2 separate regions of the Homo sapiens genome follow, and region 2 is linked to region 1. A link is an interaction called in ENCODE POLR2A ChIA-PET data of the cell type or tissue named here. Cell type or tissue: PC-9. All regions are shown on one strand. Each heading gives the region's core, and the rest is flanking DNA. Links, peaks and the distances in the headings are about the cores only. Region 1 overlaps GPR37L1 (G protein-coupled receptor 37 like 1). Region 2 overlaps DDX59-AS1 (DDX59 antisense RNA 1).

Region 1 (2,500 bases), core at 1-2,500:
AGAGATGAAGGGGGAGAGATGGTGGCTCCAAGGCTCTGCCACCGCCACCTCCCAAGCCTGCCAACGTGAATGGCTTGCAGAATCAGTCAGCAGGCCAGCGGCCTTGGGAAAGAGCCACTGTCCTCGCAGCCTGGGCCAGCTGGGGGAACAATGTAGGGTTTGTTGCTTAGGGGTCCCAGGCTTGCGGGGGGGTTGGCACATGGTGGGCAGTGGACTTGAGCTGGGATGGTCTGAGGGGGCACTGACACGCTCACCCGAGGGCAGACTTCAGACCAGCCCTCAGATCCTGATGCCAGGTTACAGGGCTGAGGGGAGCCTGAAATCCACTGGGTCTCCCTGCTCCACTTGGGAGTCACCTTCTCATCACCTATCCTGGAACTGAATGCAATTACTTAAACTCAGTCTCAGCTTCCTCATCTGTAAAATGGGAATAATCTGTCCTTCACAGAGGATTATGGTCATTTAATGAGACAAGATACATAAAGCACTTTGCATGGTGCCCCGAACCTTTTATTCCTTCCTCTCCTTTGGGAATTCAATTCTCTAGTGTTAGGAGCAGGCTTGGCCCAGGGATTCTTAAATGCATCCAGGTTTTGGCATCAAAGGGCCCCAAACATGACAATTTACCTATACTCATGGTCTGTTCCCATTCAACTTTAATAGGTTATGTGTGTTTTTTTTTTCTTAAGAGCTGGGTGGGGGGGTCTCACTATGTTGCCCAGGCTGGCTTTGAACTCCTGGGCTCAAGCAGTCCTCCTGTCTCAGCCTCCTGAGTAGCTGGGACTACAAGTGTGTACCACCATGCCTGGCTGAACACTTTTTTTTTTTTGAGACAAGATCCCACTCAGTCACTCAAGCTGAGTGCTGTGGTGTGATCACAGCTCATTGCAGCCTCCACTTCCTGGGCTCAAGCGATTCTCCTGCCTCAGCTTCCTGAGTAGCTGGGACTACAGGTGCGCACTACCACGCCTGTCTAATTTTTGATTATTTGTAGAGATAGGGTCTCACTATTTTGCCCAGGCTGGTCTCAAACTCCCAGACTCAAGTCATTCTCCTACCTCGGGCTCCCAAAGTACTGGGATTACAGGCATGAGCACCTGGCCCCTGAACAAATTCTTTAAGTCATATTAGCACCTGCTGCACGCCGGCACTGTGGAAGGAGGATGCTTGCTTGCTTCCTGGTAACCAGCTCTCTTATCTCAAACCTCAATCCTCAGTGAGGATCACAGGATCTGAGAAAGGCACCTTGGCCTGGAAACAGCCCCAGATGAGTGAGATTGCTGGTCCTCTCCCGGGATCCCAGGCCCAGGAAAACCTAGCCATGCTTGCAGTCAGGAGAGGGCAGGGGATAGAGCCCTGGCTCCCATTCAACCTCCTTAGCCAGGAGGACATGTCCCATTTTGCTTAGGAGTTGGGAGGTACCCTAGAATCACTTAGCTTCAGATGCCAAATTCCATCCACATTCTTTCCTCCAACTCTCTGGCAGTGGGGAACTGCCTCTCCAGGCAGGGAACTGCTCTGACAGGTCTGATGACTGCCTCCAGGAGGAAGCCCTGGGCACCAATGAAGGTGAGGGGCTGGAGGGCCCAGGACGGGGAGTCAAGGTCCCCACTCCCAGGACTAAGGGACAGTTTGGCTCCTTTTTCCTGCAGTGGGAGGGGTGAGAAGGGCTGGGGTGTTCTGCAAGGGCCTGCTCCATTTTCCAGGGTGAAGGAGAGGCCGAGGGAGGTGGAGCGGGAGGAGGTGGGGCTTACTGTGAAACTGGGTCAAGATGGCCTCGGATTTGAGCAGGCAGGGTCACCAGGCTCTGAGGCAGCAGCTGTGAGCAGTGCCGAGGGAGGACCAGCTCTGACGGTGAGGTCGGGTGGGGGACTAGAATCCAGCAGAGGAGCGAGGGCAGGGCTCCTACCAGGAAACCCATAGCATTGACACTAACTGAGAGGCAGCAAAGGCGGTGACACTCCCCCAGGCTCTGTGGGCCCAGCCCTACCCCTGAAGCACAGTTAACTGGTTCTGGGGTAGGAACTGGGGGCCGGAGGGACAGGGTTCTGGTTCTGGCTCAACCTTGGCTGCTGGTGAGATCCAGGGCCTGGGAAAGAGGGGCTGAGGCCTGAACTGGGCCTAAGGAGAGTGCAGCTCAGTTCGCACACAACAGCACCCAGCCCTGTCCCCTTGCTGCCTCTACCCAGCCCTGGGCAGTTCCCTCAACAGAGCTCTGCAGCCCCAAGTGGCAGCTGCTGGCTCAAAGCTGGGACTACATGAAAGTCTGAAAAGAGAATGAGAAGGAGGTGGCGCAAGAGCCTGGACGCACGTGTGGGAGGCCGTTTTGTGCAGCGCCATTGTGCTCCCCGGGCGGGCATGTGCTCGCGCTCCGTGGCTCTGTTGGTGCCCAGCGTGCGGGGGTGTGCTGGTGGCCCTGTGGGCCTGTAGGGCAACCCATGCCAACTGCGGAAAAGTAACCAGCACCATACACCCCCCCCAACACAAAACTGGTCATTTA
Region 2 (16,768 bases), core at 8,391-10,890, 1.5 Mb before region 1:
CACTTCTTACTTTTTGCTAGTCTACCCAGAATAAATACCATGTTTTTGTCTTAATTTGCATTCCGTAATTACTGATAAGGCTGAGCACTTTGAAATATGTTATTCATTCATGTTTTCTCTTCCTCTTCTAAGGATGTGTGTGTGTGTACATATATAAATGTATATATAATGTATATATGTATATATAATGAAACATTCTTTTGTTAATTGTAGGTGTTGCAGATATCTTCTCCCTGTTTATAGTGTGTTTTCAAATAAAAAAATTTTTTGACTTATTTTGAAAAAATCAACCTTATCAAAAAGTTTCAGAATTAATGAACTCCTGTATACCCTTCACATAAGTTCACAGTTTGCTATATTTGCTATATTAGTGTGTAGGAGAGATTATATATATAAAATATGTATACTATAGATATATATTTTTTTCTGAACCATTTAGGAGTAAGTTGTAGCATGTGTCTCCAAAGACAATGATATTCTCTTTTATACTCACAGAAAAATGTTCCAGTTGAGGTTGTTTGTTTTTTGAGACAAGGTCTCACTCTGTTACCCAGGCTGGAGTGCAGTGGTGCGATCTCGGCTCATTGCAACCACCTCCCGGGCTCAAGTGAGGCTCCCACCTCAGCATCCCGAGTAGCTAGGACTACAGGCACACCCCACCTGTTAGAGAGAATTTTTTTGTTGTTAGAGATGGGGTTTTGCCATGTTGCCCACGGTGGTCTCCAACTGCTAGGCTCAAGCTATCCACTTGCCTTGGCCTCCGAAAGTGCTGGGATTACAGGTATGAGCCACTGGGCCTGGCTCAAATTTAGGTAGTTTAACATTGATGAAGTAAGAGTAGCTAGGACTACAGGCACACCCCACCTGTTAGAGAGAATTTTTTTGTTGTTAGAGATGGGGTTTTGCCATGTTGCCCACGGGGGTCTCCAACTGCTAGGCTCAAGCTATCCACCTGCCTTGGCCTCCGAAAGTGCTGGGATTACAGGTATGAGCCACTGGGCCTGGCTCAAATTTAGGTAGTTTAACATTGATGAAGTACGAGTAGCTAACATGCAGTCCTTATTGAAAATTTACTAGTTGTTCCATTAAGGTGTTTTAGAGCTATTTTTTTCCCCTAATCCAGGATTCAGTCCAAGATCTTTTCATTTTCTTTATGAAGTGTTTTTTTTTCTCTGTTTTTTTTTTTTTTTTTTTTTGAGACGGAGTCTCTCTCTGTCGCCCAGGCTGGAGTGCAGTGGGGCGATCTCGGCTCACTGCAAGCTCCGCCTCCCGGGTTCACACCATTCTCCTGCCTCAGCCTCCTGCGTAGCTGGGAGTACAGGCGCCCGCCACCACGCCCAGCTAATTTTTTATATTTTTTAGTAGAGAAGGGGTTTCACTGTGTTAGCCAGGATGGTCTCGATCTCCTGACCTCGTGATCCGCCCGCCTCGGCCTCCCAAAGTGCTGGGATTACAGGCGTGAGCCACCGCGCCCGGCCTTTTTTTTTTTTAAAGAGACAGGGTCTTCCCTCTGTCACTCAGGCTGGAGTGCAGTAGCCCGATAATGCTCTATGGCTAGTCTATGGTCAATTTTCATATATTTTTAAAACCAGAGAAGAATGTTTATTCACCATTAGATAGATACATGATACTTGCAAATAAATCAAGCTTGGTATTTCAGATATTCTATATCTTTACTAATGTTCATGTTCAGATTTCCCCATCAGTATTTCCCCGTCAGTATTTCTCTTACCTGTTAGTAGATAAAATAGATCAAGCAATCAGTCTCCCATTATAAAGGTAGATGTGTTCATTTTTCCCTGTAGTCCAGCAATTTTAGTTTTGTGTATTTTGGGGGCCATTTTATTTTAGAATCAATATTTGTAAAGCAATTCAAGCATTAATGTGTCATGGAATCTTAGGTTTGAATGCATTCATCAGAGTCCAATCACCACCCCTTGCTACTCTCCATACCCTTGTAGGAGGAATTATTTTATAGCACCCTGCTACAGGACCAACTGGCTTGTTGAATGCTTTTAGAGACAGGGCGCTTCCCACCTTACAGGGCAGTCCAGTTCTTCACTGGAGAGCTCCATGATTATACTTACTATTTAATTAGACTCTCTATGGCTAGGCATTGTGCAAAGCATTTTAGAAACATTGTCATATTTAATTCTCACTGTAATCTTATAAAGTAGGCATTTTATCCCCATCGTACTAATGAAGAAACAGGTTTAGGTAATTAAGCATCTTGCCCAAGGTCACACAGCTAGGTAGTGGCACAGCAGGAATTGAAGCCCAGGTCTGTCTCCTAAATCCACTAGACTACACTGCCTTCAAGCTTTTCTTTATGTAAGTATAAAACCATATCCCTTTAACTTTCAATCAGGAAACCTGGTTCCAAAACCATTTTTAGTGTTCCTAAACTTCCTAATCTGTTGGAAACCTTAGACATAACTCACATTCATGTGTTCCATTACTGTGCCCAACTTTCCTTAGTTTTCTTATGGAAGCTTTAGACCTTTGCTATATGTTTGTATTATTGTTACTTTTGGAAAAGTAGCCAATCTTGATGAGCAGGATGATTCATTCTGAATGAATGAATGAATGAATGAATGAAGCCTAGTGAGTAGCAACTCATTTCTACATATGAGTTAGGATGCTGGATGAAACCTAATTTTTAACATCAAGTTCTTCACCTTTCAAGGTTAATAAGTCAAACCTCAGAGCCACTCAGGTCTCACTTGTGGCTCTTTCCTACTCTTTTCTTTAATCAAAAAGCTCAGAATCAGGTTTCCTCTTAGGTTGCACCAGAGCACAGTATAATTAATCTAAACTCCCATTTCTGTTTTCTTCACAAAAGATCTTCACGGAAATGGTTTTATGATGGTCTTTTAATTGTGGGGCCACAGAAAACATTATTTATAGTAGGTCACATGGAAATCACAGATGGCGTTACTAATTCAATTTTAATATGCTTTATGGCAGGGAGGGATGGGAAAGTATACAAAGGTGACTCAATTAGACAAGAGTTGTGGAATGCATACATCCTACATAACCATTCTAAGAGTTTGCCTTAAGCTGTGTCTTAGAACAGGAAATGCTGCAATAATGTGAGCTGACCTGTATGTTATTCTCATGTGCTGTTGAAACATGTATAGAAATAATAATGCCTAGCATTCTTTCATCTTGGGAAACTTCAGTCTCACACGTATTAGTTTATAGCTACTCCTTACTCTTTAATATGTGAGGCTTGGAAAGCCCGTATAAATTCTGATCAAGGTGGATACAGGAAAGCACAGTTTAATAGTATTTAACTGCCATTGATTTTTTTTTTCCACTTGTATCATCACAATGAATCAGATCAGAACTTGGACCTCAGTACTTTTTCTGCCTTTGGCATCTTTTCCTGATAAGTAGTATGACCAAGTATTCAAATTCTAAGAATTGAACTATTTACTCATTCAACAGATTTACGACATTTGCCATGTGCCTAGAACTGGGAATATAATGATGAAATAGGAAGTCATAGTCTTTGCCCTCACCAAGCTTCCAGCAGGCAGGTGGAGGAGGGAGACAGACAATTCCACAGTAAGTGCGGATAAGGGAATTACAGGGTTTCATAGGAATGTAAGGATGGGTACATAAGCCAGACCTGCTGAATCAGGGAAAGCTTCCCAGAGGAAATGGCATCTAAACTGAGATCTAAAAGCTGAAGAGGAATTGGGACAATTAAAATAGGAAAAAGAAGAGGAAGGAAAGGCCCAAAGTGAGATATAGCACATCCAAGGAACTGAAATAAGTTAGATATTAGTCTTCTTAGATCAAGTTATACTGCAGCAACAAATGACCCCAAAATGTCAGTAGCATTTAACAGCGAAGATTTATTTCTTTATGCTGCAATATGGAGAAATGATAGTGGGGGATGCTAAAATATGGAGAGAAGAATGTAGAGGGTAAAACCGAGGTAGGAACCTGAGGCAATATTTCAGCCTGAAGAGGAGCGTGGCCTGAACTTTAGGGTAGCCTGAATTAGTGGCAGTGGAGAAAAAGAGAAGTAGACAGAATCAAGAGATAAAGAGAAAGTTAGGTCAATAGTTCTTCTTGATAGATAGGACGTGGAGGGTGAAGGAGATAGAGTCATGGTTGACACTCAAGTTCAATAGGTCAATAGTTCTTCTTGATAGATAGGACGTGGAGGGTGAAGGAGATAGAGTCATGTTTGACACAAGTTCAATACGCACTACATAGCTTTATAGTAACCACAAAACATGATGATGAAAACTTTTATAGAGAGGAATTTAATACTTACGATAACATGATAAACATTTTAATGTAATAATTTTAGAAATGTCATCCTACTAATCTCATATACATCATAGAGTTTGTGATCTCAGTGATCAGTATTATTTTTTCTGCTCAAACTCCTGGTACAGATACATTCACAGAAGTACGTAATTCTTGTCAGCAAAGCTTCTGGGATGACAATTTAGGAGATGCCGAATTAAAATGAGGTCTATTTTACCACTCTACATTCATCCTAAAACTTGAACTTAGAAAGATGTCATTGAATGTTTAGAAAAATAGACCGCTGCTGAGCTATAAAATCTACCTTTGTAAACTTTAGCAAAGGAAGGCTCAGGCAGGTTTCACTAGATTCAATATTGCAAGGCTGTCATACTCTGAGGACATCATATATGAGCTATGACCATTAGCATACTTAGAAACCTGCTGCCAATATGACCAGGCGTGGTGGCTCATGCCTGTAATCCCAGCACTTTGGGAGGCCGAGGCGGGTGGATCATCTGAGGTCAGGAGTTCGAGACCAGCCTGGCCAACATGGTGAAACCCCATCTCTACTAAAAAATACAAAAATTAGCTGGTCGTGGTGGCAGGCACCTTAATCCCAGCTACTTGGGAGGCAGAGGCAGGAGAATCGTTTGAACCCAGGAGGCGGAAGTTGCAGTGAGCCAAGATAAAGCCATTGCACTCAAACATGGGGACAAGAGCGAGACTTCTCTCAAAAAAAAAAAAAAAAAGAAACCTGCTGCCAATATGCGTTAATTTTCCAGAGGAAAAAGTATTGTGCTGGATTCTCCCTTTCAAGATTAGGCATGTTCATGGGACATTAAACTTTCAAAAAATGAAGAGAAGAGCATCTTAGGTTTTCCCAAGGCAACTCTAAATTTCTCAGCAGGGGACAAATCAAGAGCACCAATTTGGATATTCTTTTATCTGGTAACAACCTCCTTTTCTTCCAGCTTTACTTTGTTCAACTTCTCCCGTCATGATCATTTTCAATCACACTGGGACCATTAGTCTATTAATTTCTCTCCCAACATGTCTGTCATCTTCTGTCTTCCTTTTGCATCTTATCCCACTTATATTGTGTACTTTCAGGATTTATTTCAGCACTGCAACGAGCCTTAGATATTTTACTGAAATCAGAAATGTTCCAGCACTGCACAGATGGCTGTACTGATTAAGAGTGTTGTTTTGTAACCATGGGCTAAGGAGTTGATCCTCTGGCATCTTCCAAAGGTGACCTATGAGCGTGTGTGTTTTTTTTTTTCCTTAATCACTATGGACTCAAGGATTTTTTTTTTCTTTTTTTTGAGACAGAGTTTCACTCTGTCACCCAGGCTGGAGTGCAATGGCACGATCTCGGCCCACTGCAGCCTCTGCCTCCCGGGTTCAAGCGGTTCTCCCCCCTCAGCCTCCTGAGTAGCTGGGATTACAGGCATCTGCCATCATGCCCAGCTAATTTTTGTATTTTTATAGAGATGGAGTTTCAGCATGTTGGCCAGGCTGGTCTTGAACTCCTGACCTCAGGTGATTCGCCCGTCTCAGCCTCCCAAATTGCTGGAATTACAGACGTGAGCCACCGCGCCTGGCAGACTCAAGGATTTATTTTATTTAATTTATTTTTTGAGACAGGATCTTGCTCTGTTGTCCAGCTGGAATGCCGTGGCATGACTTAGGGTCACTGCAGACTTGACCTCCCTGACTCAAGCGATCCTCCTGAGTAGCTGGGACTATAGGCACAGTACCATGCCCAGCTAATTTTTTAAAAAATTTTTTGTGGAGATGTGTTTCTCACTATGTTGCCCAGGCTGGTCTCCATCTCCTAGACTCAAGTGATCTTCCTGCCTGTGCCTCCCGAAGTGCTGAGATTACAGGTGTGAGTTACTGTGTGAGGCCAGACTCAAGAATGTTTAACATATTTGATGCATTTCAGTTAATTGCACTTACTATTCTTTGTGAAGCTTAAATTGTCCCATCTTTGACAGTGGGAACCTCTTCAAGGTGGCTTTAGGGTCTTTTTGACACATAAAACCCAGTAGTCTTTGAAAGTTTCCTTGCTTTCTGGTGTGATGGAGCTTGTTCCCAGCTCATCTTACTTTTTTTTTTGAGTTGGAGTCTCGCTCTGTCGCCCAGGCTGGAGTGCAGTGGTGGGATCTTGGCTCATTGCAACCTCCACTTCCCAGGTTGAAGCGATTCTCCTGCCTCAGCCTCCTGAGTAGCTGGGACTACAGGCACATGCCACCATGCCCGGCTAATTTTTGTATTTTTAGTAGAGACGGTATTTCGACGTGTTGGCCAGGCTGGTCTCGAACTCCTGACCTCACATAATCCACCCACCTCGGCCTCCCAAAGTGCTGGGATTACAGGCGTGAGCCACCACGCCTGGCCCATCTTACATATTTTTGTCCCAGACTGAGAATCAGCCATTTCTATCAGGAGCCTGGGTTTCTGATTCCCTTTGACAGAAAATGGTATTTATAGGCCACAGCCTAGGCATGAGAGATGCTAATTGCTACTAAATTGGTTATGGTTTCTAAGCCTTTTTAGTGGACAGAGCTCAGACATTCTTTTTTTTTTTTTTTTAGGAGAAAAAAATCGTAAGTTCATTTTATTCAAATTTAGGATTACAAGGTTTTTATTTAACTTTAAAAAGTTAAAAGGTTTTTAATTAAAAAGTTTTAAATTTTATTTTGATATCACTTTTACACTGAAAATTTTAGTTTCTAAGTATATTAATGGCCAGGAGTGGTGGCTCACACCTGTAATCCCAGCACTTTGGGAGGCGGAGGTGGATGGATCACCTGAGATCAGAAGTTCGAGACCAGCCTGGCCAACATGTCGAAACCCCATCTCTACTAAAAATACAAAAATTAGCCAGGCGTGGTGGTGCATGCCTATAGTCCCAGCTACTCAGGAGGCTGAGGCAGGAGAATCACTTGAACCCAGGAGGTGGATGTTGCAGTGAGCCGAGATCACACCAGTGCACTCTAGCCTGGGCAACAGAGCAAGACTCCATCTCAAAATAAATAAATAAATAAATTTTAAAAATTTAATATAATTTTATTTGTTACATATAAAATGGCTTCAGAATAATAATACCAAAATTATTACTAACCATATAATTACTGAAAATAGTTTAAAATGTCTTTGACTTTTTAAAAATTCCAGATATATTCTAGTAAGGATACATAGTCAAATTATTGTGTTTTAAAACCATGTGAAATAATCCTTTCTGTATGGTTAAGCCACTAAGTCAATTCAAAGGGTGGATCTATTTGTTTCCTTTTGCTTTTGCTTTTCATGAATTGATTTTCTTTTCCATTTTGATTTAACATTGTTTTATAATTTTATAAACCTGTCTCAGATACTTGGGAGGCTGAGTCGGGAGAATCACTGAAGCCCCGGAGTGTGACGCTACAGGGTGCTATGATCATACCTGTGAATGATCTGCACTCCTGTTTGGGCAACATACCTAGTCCTATCTCTAAAAAAACAAAAACAAAAACACAATACATTTACAGGGTTTGAAATCAAATCTACAAAACTATGTATATTCTGAAAACTTTAGCTTTTATTCCTTCCACCCTATTCCTTCCCTCTCCCATAGGTTACTTAATTTTTTTAATTCAAAAATTGTTTTGTCTATCCTTCCAGTTTTGAAAATATAAGCAAGTATTTTATATCTGTGCATATATATATACACCTTTTAGATAAACAGAAGCATACTGTAGACACTTTTTCCACCTTCTTTTCAGCTGACAACATATCCTGGAGATTGATTGCTTCATGGCAGTGTATAAAAATATTCTTCATTCCTTTCCACTTCTCCATTGGGTGCACTATAGCTCCAGTCTCTCGCAGATAACCATTTGAGCTGTTTCCAGTTATTTGCTATTACAAGTGCTGCAGTGTATAGCCTTCCAGATACTTAATTAAGATTTTATAAGTATGATCATATTTTATGGAATCTGAAACCCCATTGATTATAAGTGACACCATTACTCTATATAACACTAAAAAAGAAAAACACCCTGCCAATTAACTGTAAAATGCCATTGATTGTAAAATGAATCTCAATTTCAGAGCTGTAAAATGTAAAAAAGTGTACATCTTAGCATTTAGGAAATTAAAATTTCGTGTAATCCTCATAACAATCTAAAAGGAAGGTACATATAACTATTGTGAGCTCCATGAAGGAACAAAGTTTTTCTTGTTTTTGGCTCTAATATGTTTTTTAAAAAATACTTTTTAACATTTTAAAAATAGAGATGTGAGGTTCTCACTAAGTTGGCAAGGCTGGTTTCGAACTCCTGGCCTCAAGCAATTCTCCTGCCTCGGCCTCCCAAAATGCTGGGATTATAGGCATGAGCCATCATATCTGGCCATTTGGCTCTAATCTCAGCCCCAAGAACTATGCTTTCAAGGAGAAGTGTGTCTAATAGTGCACAGTAGACACTTAAATATTTGTTGAATAAATGAAAGAGCCCCCATTTTACAAATGAGGAAACTCTGAGGTACAAACTTTAAGAAACCTGCCTGAGAGCAGTCATTTCCTGGCAGAGCCTGGATTTGAACCAAGAAAGTTACAACTCATATCTGCTGCATTCTCGCCTATAAATTCATGGATACCTGGCTGGGCACGGTGGCTCACACCTGTAATCCCAGCCAGCACTTTGGGAGGCAGGCAGATCGCCTGAGCTCAGGGGATCAGCTTGGGTAACATTATGAAACCCCATCTCTATCAAAAATACCAAAAAAAAAAAAAATCAGCTGGGCATAGTGTCGTGCTCCTGTGGTCCCAGCTACGTGGGGCTGAGGTGGGAGGAGAATTCCTTGAGCCTAGGAGGCGGAGGTTGCAGTGAACCAAGATCCAATCTCGCCACTGCACTCCAACCTGGGTGACACAGTGAGACCCCGTCTCAAGTAATAATAATAATAATAATAAAAATTCATGATTACCAGTCACAAAGGGGCCCTCAACAATCCTATTGCTTTTCTCTGGTCAACTTGCTCTTCCATTGCAGCAACAATTATTGTAAACCATCACTCCCTCCAAGCCTCAAAAATCCCCTCTCCCAGCTTCCCTGGACCCACTCCCTGACTGATGAGCGAACCTTGCCTCCTATTTCATAGACAACACGAAGCCATGACATAAGAACCCTCTCAGCTTCTCACCAAACATGCAAATCTTCCTGCATTATCAGTAATTCTCTGTGCTTCCTTTCCTCTGTGCTACATAGGATGTGCCCTTTGTCCTATCAAAGGCTGATTCCTCCACTGGGGCTGGGGATTCTGTCCCTCCTGCCTTCCTTAACACTAGTAGTTACCCCTTTTTGCCCTGTAAATTCAACCTGTCCCTCTGTATGAGTTAGGATTCAGCTTGGCTGCATATAAGAAAAAAATCAAATTAATTGTGGCCTAAATGAGAGAGATGTTTTTCGCTCTCACGTATTTATTTACATTTTAATTGGTCTGAGTATGTGATGCTTATACATTGTATAAAAAGTAAAAGGTATGAACTGTACTCCTACCCTTACCGCAGTCACCTAGCTCCTCAACCACTCTTTTAAGTTTAAAAATAGCATGTAAAGCGACAGGAGTGGAAATGGTCACTTGACTTGAGAGTATGCATAAACGGAGAGAAGGGAAGCAGGGACAGAGCCTTTGGCACTCCTGCTTTTAAAGACTGAGTCGAAGAAGAACTGGCAAGTGATCTAAGAATAAATGTCATTGAAGAAGGAGGGAAACCCAGAGATTGTTTTGCCCTAGAAGCAAAAGAAGAAAGTATTTCAAGGAGAAGTGTTTCTAATACCTCTCAGAGATTCAAGTAAAATAAAAACAGAGAAGTGACTGTTATATCTGGCAGAATGGAAGCCATTAGTGACTTGGACAAGAGGAATCTCAGGGGAAATGGACTGAGGAGAAAATGTGGGGTAAAAAGCTAATCAGCGATTATGGCCAACTCAAGAAGTTTTGTTATGAAGGGGAGCAGAGAAACTTGCCTGGGGCTGGAGAGAGATATGTGGTCAAGATATGTTTTTTCTCTCTTAAGATAGGAGCTATTATGGCGTATTGTTTGCTGGTGGAAATAAACCATGGGAAAGGGAGAAATTGATTATACAGGTGAGAGAGGGAATAATTTCCAGAGCAAAGTCCTTGAAGATGCAAGATTTGCATGGGCTGCAGAACACAAACAGAAGGGCTGGCCTTTGAAATGCAAGGACACTTGATCCATGGAACTAGGAGGTAACTCAAAATGGGTACATACAAAAGCACACTGTAGTTTGAGTGGTCCTTTTCTGCTTTGATTTTTTTTTTTTTTTTGAGATGGAGTCTCGCTCTGTTGCCCAGACTGAAGTGCAGTGGTGCAATCTCAGCTCACTGCAACCTCCGCCTCCCAGACTCAAGCGATTCTCCTGCCTCAGCCTCCTGAGTAGCTGGAATTACAGGCACGTGCCACCACATCTGGCTAATTTTTTATATTTTTGTAAAGATGGGGTTTCACCATGTTGGCCAGGCTGGACTCAAACTCCTGACCTCAAGTGATTCAACCACCTCAGCCTCCCAAAGTGTTGGGATTATTGGTGTGAGCCACCGCTCCTGGCTGTCTGCTTTGATTTATTCATTTTTTGTTAAAGCTGTGGGTAAGAGTGGGGCTACAGCTGGGGTTGTGGGGAGGTGGTATCATTTAGAAGCTTTGAAAAGACGGAAGATGTGAACTAGTCTTTTTGAAGAGTGGGAAAGAGAACATTTCAAGAAATATAGTAGGATTGTCAAGTATGCTAAGCACCCAACTGAGATTTTGGGCCATGAATTTAAAGAAAACTAATGGATATGGTGAATAAGATCAGCTGAGCACTATTTGGCTGCTCTCATGCAGGCCCAGAGTGAGCAGATTGTTGGGTATAAGCAGAGTTTCAGGCTTTCCTAATTGAATACAACAGGGTAAGCTCAGGGAGAGAAGGGCAAAGGTTTTAAGGGTGTTTGCAAGGGAGTCATTATAAACATGAGCTGTGGCTTTTAGGCTAGCTAAAGAAAAAGACGTGAGGACATGGATAGCTGATTATAGTTGAGAAAATGATAGAGTCTAAGAATGAGAGTTCTTCATGAAGTTGAAGAATTGCTGAAGCAGGAGTTCTTGAGAATCCAGAAGGATGGGGGATGCTGGTCAGAGAATGGGACTCTGGAAGTTACAGTGTCAGAAGTGTGCAGTGATTGTCATGAGAAAAAGAATGCCATGGTCATCTGAGGGGGCATGGAGGATTAGATTATCAGATGCCAAAAAGGCTGAGGAACTGAGAGGCCAAGATGTCAGATGGAATATCCACATGAATAGTGAAATCACTTTAAAATTTAAAAAATCACTTTAAAATTTAAAAAGAGAGAGAGGGAGAAATGAAAAGGAGAGCAATGAGTCAGGTGGGGTGAGGACTATTTATGTCTTCAATCAAGGCAGGCCTGGGCTTCACATTTTTTGGCTTTCTGAGGGGAGGATATTTCCAAGAAAAAAAAGAAGAAAGGCACAAAGCAAAATGAAAGAAAAAAGCCAAGAGAGTTTGTCCCAGCCCAGTGTTCTAGTGTGGTTGCCTGATTGTGAACTGCACATGCATTTTACTCTTAACTCAGGACTGCTCAAGTCTGAGCATTTGAGTAGGGCCATAGTGGACATAAGAGCACAGTTCTTAGCCCATTCTCCATATGTACATATGGGCTTTTTTATCTGCTGGAAGTATCCACAGAATTCATTAGACTCTCAAAGTGAGCATGACTCCAAAAGGTCCAGAGCCACCTCAAAGATCAGAGTGGGTTCCCTATAAAGGGGAGATGAGCAAAATCTCAGTCAATTGCACTATAATATTAATGATAATAACGATAATGATAATGGCTGATATTTATTGAGTACTTTCTTTCTTTTTTTTTTTTTTTTATGAGACGAGGTCTCACTCTGTTGCCTAGTCTGTAGTGCAGTGGCACAATCATAGCTCACTGTAGCCTTGAACTCCTGGGCTCCAGCAGTCCTCTTGCCTCAGCCTCCTAGGTACCTGAGACTACAGGGACTACAGGCACAAGCCATCATGGCTGGCTAATTTTTTTTTTAATTTTTAATTTTGTAGAGACAGAGGTCTCACTTTGCTGCCCAGGCTGGTCTCGAACTTCTGGCTTCAAGCAGTCCTCCTGCCTTAGCCTCCCAAAGTGTTGGCATTATAAGCCTGAGCCACTGTGCCTGGCTTTTATTGAGTATTTTCTATGTGCCAGGTCTCATGCAAGAGAAAACATGCCCTGAGCAAACATTTTGAGCAATCTGGTCTGTGTCAGTGAGGTGCCTCACAAGAAATGAGTAAGAAGGCATTCCACTTTAAATATCAGTCTTCGGTGAGTTGGTTACCGTGAGTCCTTTCATCAGAGACCAATCAACTCTCTGAATCACTGATCAAATTTACTTTCAGAACTTACATAGCTAACTTCACTTTGGTGACCACATCGATGTAAAGTAACCGTGTGAGGCCTTGCTGGAGTAGTCACCCTGTCTCTGTAAATCTATATCTTATTGATTGCTTCATTAGGTCACTTTCTTCAAAGTGTTTTCTTTCAATGGCAATTTACTCTGTGAGGCAAAATAAGGCAGTACTACATATAGAAAATAAAAATAACATTAAAATTTGAGATTTTTGTTTGAGTGTCGTGGCTCATGCCTATAATCCCAGCATTTTGGGAGGCTGATGCAGGAGGATCCCTTGAGCCTAGGAGTTCAAGATCAGCCTGGGCAACATAGTGAAACCTCATCTCTACAAGAAACTAAAATGTGTGTGTGTGTGTGTGTGTGTGTACACACACACGTATGTATACATGTATATACATAATTTGAGATCTTTAAAATATGGGGAAAGTTGGGTATTTGACTTAATCTATCAAAAACTTCTAAGTTTGAGATATCCTTCTTACAAATCATTGATAAAATGTGAATTCAAAATTTGTCAAGATTTTTAAATGATAATATCCAGCTTTAGTAAGCATATAAAGAAACTCACGCTCCTGTACATTGCTAGTCAATTAATACAATAGCAGTATTTTTTAATCAAGTGCTTAAAAATATTTGTACTTAGCAATTTTTCTTTCTAGGTTTTTTTTCTTATGGTGTAATTACTGATACAAATAGAGCTATATTTTGGGGATGTTTATTATGTTAAAGATAATGTTATTCTGAAAACAATCTCTTAAGTATTGAGTAAGAGATTAGTTTAACTAATTTTTATGCATCTGTACAATGGAATATAATGCAACCGTTAAAAATTAGGTTGAATAGGCCGGGCACGGTGGCTCACGCCTGTAATCCCAGCACTTTGGGAGGCCAAAGCAGGCGGATCATGAGGTCAGGAGATTGAGACCATCCTGGCTAACATGGTGAAACCCCGTCTCTACTAAAACTACAAGAAGTTAGCCGGGCGTGGTGGCTGGTGTCTGTAATCCCAGCTACTCAGGAGGCTAAGGCAGGAGAATGGTGTGAACCCGGGAGGCAGAGCTTGCAGTGAGCTGAGATCGTGCCACTGCACTCCAGCCTGGGCAATAGAGCAAGACTCTGTCTCAACAAAAAAAAAATTAGGTTGAATATTTAATGACAGAGGATATTAATGGCCTATTAAGAGAAAAAAAGTTAAAAACTGCATGCTTGGTATGACTCAATGGTTTTGAAAAAATAAATGTGAAAAAATTTATATGAAAAAAGATGAATTCATAGCAAATATTAATAGTTGCACAAGCATAGACATATAGGTCAGAAAAATAGAATTGAAAGTCCAGAAGTAAACCCTTTCACTTATGGTCAATTGATTTTTAACAAGGGCGTCTAGCCAATTCAATGAGGGTAAAGAATAATCTTTTCAATAAATGTTGCTGGGATGACTGGATATCCATGTATAAAAGAATTAAGTTTGCTGGGCATGGTGGCTCACGCCTGTAATCCCAGCACTTTAGGAGGCCGAAGTGGGCACATCACCTGAGGTCGGGAGTTTGAGACCAGCCTGACCAACATGGAGAAACCCCATCTCTATTAAAAGTACAAAATTAGCCAGGCGTGGGGGCGCATGCCTGTAATCCCAGCTACTCAGGAGGCTGAGGCAGGAGAATCGCTTGAACCCAGCAGGCGGAGGTTGCTGTGAGCCCAGATCACGCCATTGCACTCCAGCCTGGGCAACAAGAGCAAAACTCCGTCTCAAAAAAAAAAAAAAAGAATTAAGTTTAACCCCAGCCTCACACTTACCAAAAATTAAATCAAATGGATCAGACTCTAATCTCTAATGTCAGAGCTAAAGTTAGAAAATCTGTAGAAGAAAATACAGGCACAATTTTCATGACCTTGAGTCAGACAAAACCTTCTAAGATACAGCACCAAAAGCGTAAGAGACAAAAGAAAAAAATAGATAAAGTAGACTTCATCAAGTTAAAAACTTTTGTGCTGCAAGTGATACTATCATGAAAATAAAAGACAATTCATAGAATGGAATAAATGATTTGTAATTAATATATATCTGATAAGAGACTTGTAACCAGAATTTATAATGAAGTCTTAATACTTTAAAAAAAAAACAAATTTTTAAAAGGACAGAGGATCTGAATAGACCCTTTTCCATAGAAAATATGCAGATAACCAATACATGAAAAGATGCTTAACATCATTGGTAATTAGAGAAATGCAAATCAAAACCACAATGAGATAGCACTTCACACTTACTAGGATAGCAATATATATATAGTTGGCAGACAATATAAAGGGTTGTCAGGATGTGGAGAAATTGGAACCTTTATACATTGATGATGGGACTGTAAAGTGGTACAGCCATTTTGGAGAATAATTTAGCAGTTCCTCAAAATATTAAACGTAGGGATACCATATGACCCAGAAATTTCAGTCTCCTAGATTCTAAGAGAATTAAACACAAGTATTCAAACAAAAACTTGTACATGAATATTTATAGCAGCATTATTCATGACAGTCAGAAAGTGGAAACAACCCAATATCCATAATAAATGGATAAACAAATTATGTTATGTACATACAATGGAATGCTATTCGGCAATTTAAAAAAATTAAGTACAGATACCTGCTACAACATGGAGGAATCTTGAAAACATTATGCCAAGTGAAATAAATCAGTTGCAAAAGGCCACATACTGTGATCCTATTTATATGAAATATCCGGAATAGGCAAATCTCTAGAGACAAAAAATAGATTAGTAGTTGCTTAGGACTGAGTAGGGGGAAATGTGTGTTAGGGAAATGAGGAGTGATGCTAATAGGTTTCTTTTTGGGGTGATGAATTATTCTAAAACTAGGTGCTGATGATGGTACAACTCTAAATACACTTAAAAAATTGAGTTGTGCACTTTCAATGGGTGAATTTTATGGGATGTGAATCTCAGTAAAGCTGTTAAAAGTGTTAATAGTAGTTATCTCTGATGGTGGGCTTATGGTAATTTCTTTTTCTTCTTCTTCATAAATATCTCCTACAATAAAAAAGTATCGCTGGGCGCAGTGGCTCATACCTGTAATCCCAGCACTTTGGGAAGCCGAAGCAGGCAGATCACAAGGTCAGGAGTTTGAGACTAGCCTGGTCAACATAGTGAAACCCTGTCTCTACTAAAAATACAAAAATTAACCAGGTGTGGTGGTGCATGCCTGTAGTCCCAGCTACTTGGGAGGTTGAGGTGGGAGAATCACTTGAACCTGGGAGGCGTAGGTTGCAGTGAGCTTAGATTGCGCCATTGCACTCCAGCCTGGGTGACAGAGTGAGACTCTGTCTCAAAATAAATAAATAAATAAATAAATAAATAAATAAGAAAGTGTTTTTACTTGTAAGAAAAAAGGAACAGTTATTGGTTTTAGTGGATTATCTCAACAAGGCAACAGAATTTAGTAGAGCGTTTCAGGGGTTTGAGAGCATTTTTTTTTTTTTGAGACAAGGTCTCTCTCTGTCACCCAGGCTGGAGTGCAGTGGCGTGATTTTGGCTCACTGCAACCTCCACCTGCCAGGCTCCAGCAATTCTGTCTCAGCCTCCTGAGTAGCTGGGACAACAGGCACCCACCATCACGCCCGGCTAATTTCTGCCATTTGCCCGGGCTTGTCTCAAACTCCTGAGCTCAGGTGATCCGCCTGCCTTGGCCTCCCAAAGTGTTGGGATTACAGGTTTGAGCCACCAGGCCCGGCCAAAACCATTCTTAAATACATGTCCCTAGAAGAAAACTGCTCCATTCTCCCATTCCATTTCCCACATCTTATTGTTCTCTACTGTAAAATAGAAGGTTTTTTTTCCCTTAAAATAATGAAACCTGTGAGTGTTTCTATTTTCTTCATTTTATGCAGGATTCATTTCAGGCTGAATGCCTTTTCATCTTTGACTTCTCATTGTTTGCTGCATCATAAGAAACTTCTGCACTTCAAAATCTTAATTTTTATGGGAATACATTCAGTGTGCTTTCAGAAATTGA

Evidence for each region. ChIA-PET counts read pairs that join two places held together with the same protein. Peaks named below come from ENCODE experiments on the same cell type or tissue, not always from the same donor. Only the 100,000 strongest peaks of a DNase experiment are listed, where the experiment ranks them.
Region 2: POLR2A ChIA-PET joins it to region 1 with 5 read pairs; 2 of 35 experiments call an interaction of 5 or more read pairs at or near these places.

Annotation. Positions count from the first base shown.
Region 1 is chr1:202,130,927-202,133,426 of GRCh38, forward strand. GPR37L1 (G protein-coupled receptor 37 like 1) reads left to right here. Exons shown (of 2, transcript NM_004767.5): 2 at 1-2,500. ARL8A (ARF like GTPase 8A) reads right to left here. Exons shown (of 7, transcript NM_138795.4): 7 at 2,478-2,500. Among named protein-coding and RNA genes, the nearest start is that of GPR37L1, 9.3 kb to the left of the region's middle. RefSeq lists an enhancer at 1-524. In PC-9, for the core only: no CTCF peak of the experiment used is centred there; a DNase peak (open chromatin) is centred at 1,485; H3K27ac peaks cover 712 bases.
Region 2 is chr1:200,671,541-200,688,308 of GRCh38, forward strand. All of the region lies in intron 1 of DDX59-AS1 (DDX59 antisense RNA 1), which reads left to right. Among named protein-coding and RNA genes, the nearest start is that of DDX59, 10 kb to the left of the region's middle. In PC-9, for the core only: no CTCF peak of the experiment used is centred there; no DNase peak of the experiment used is centred there.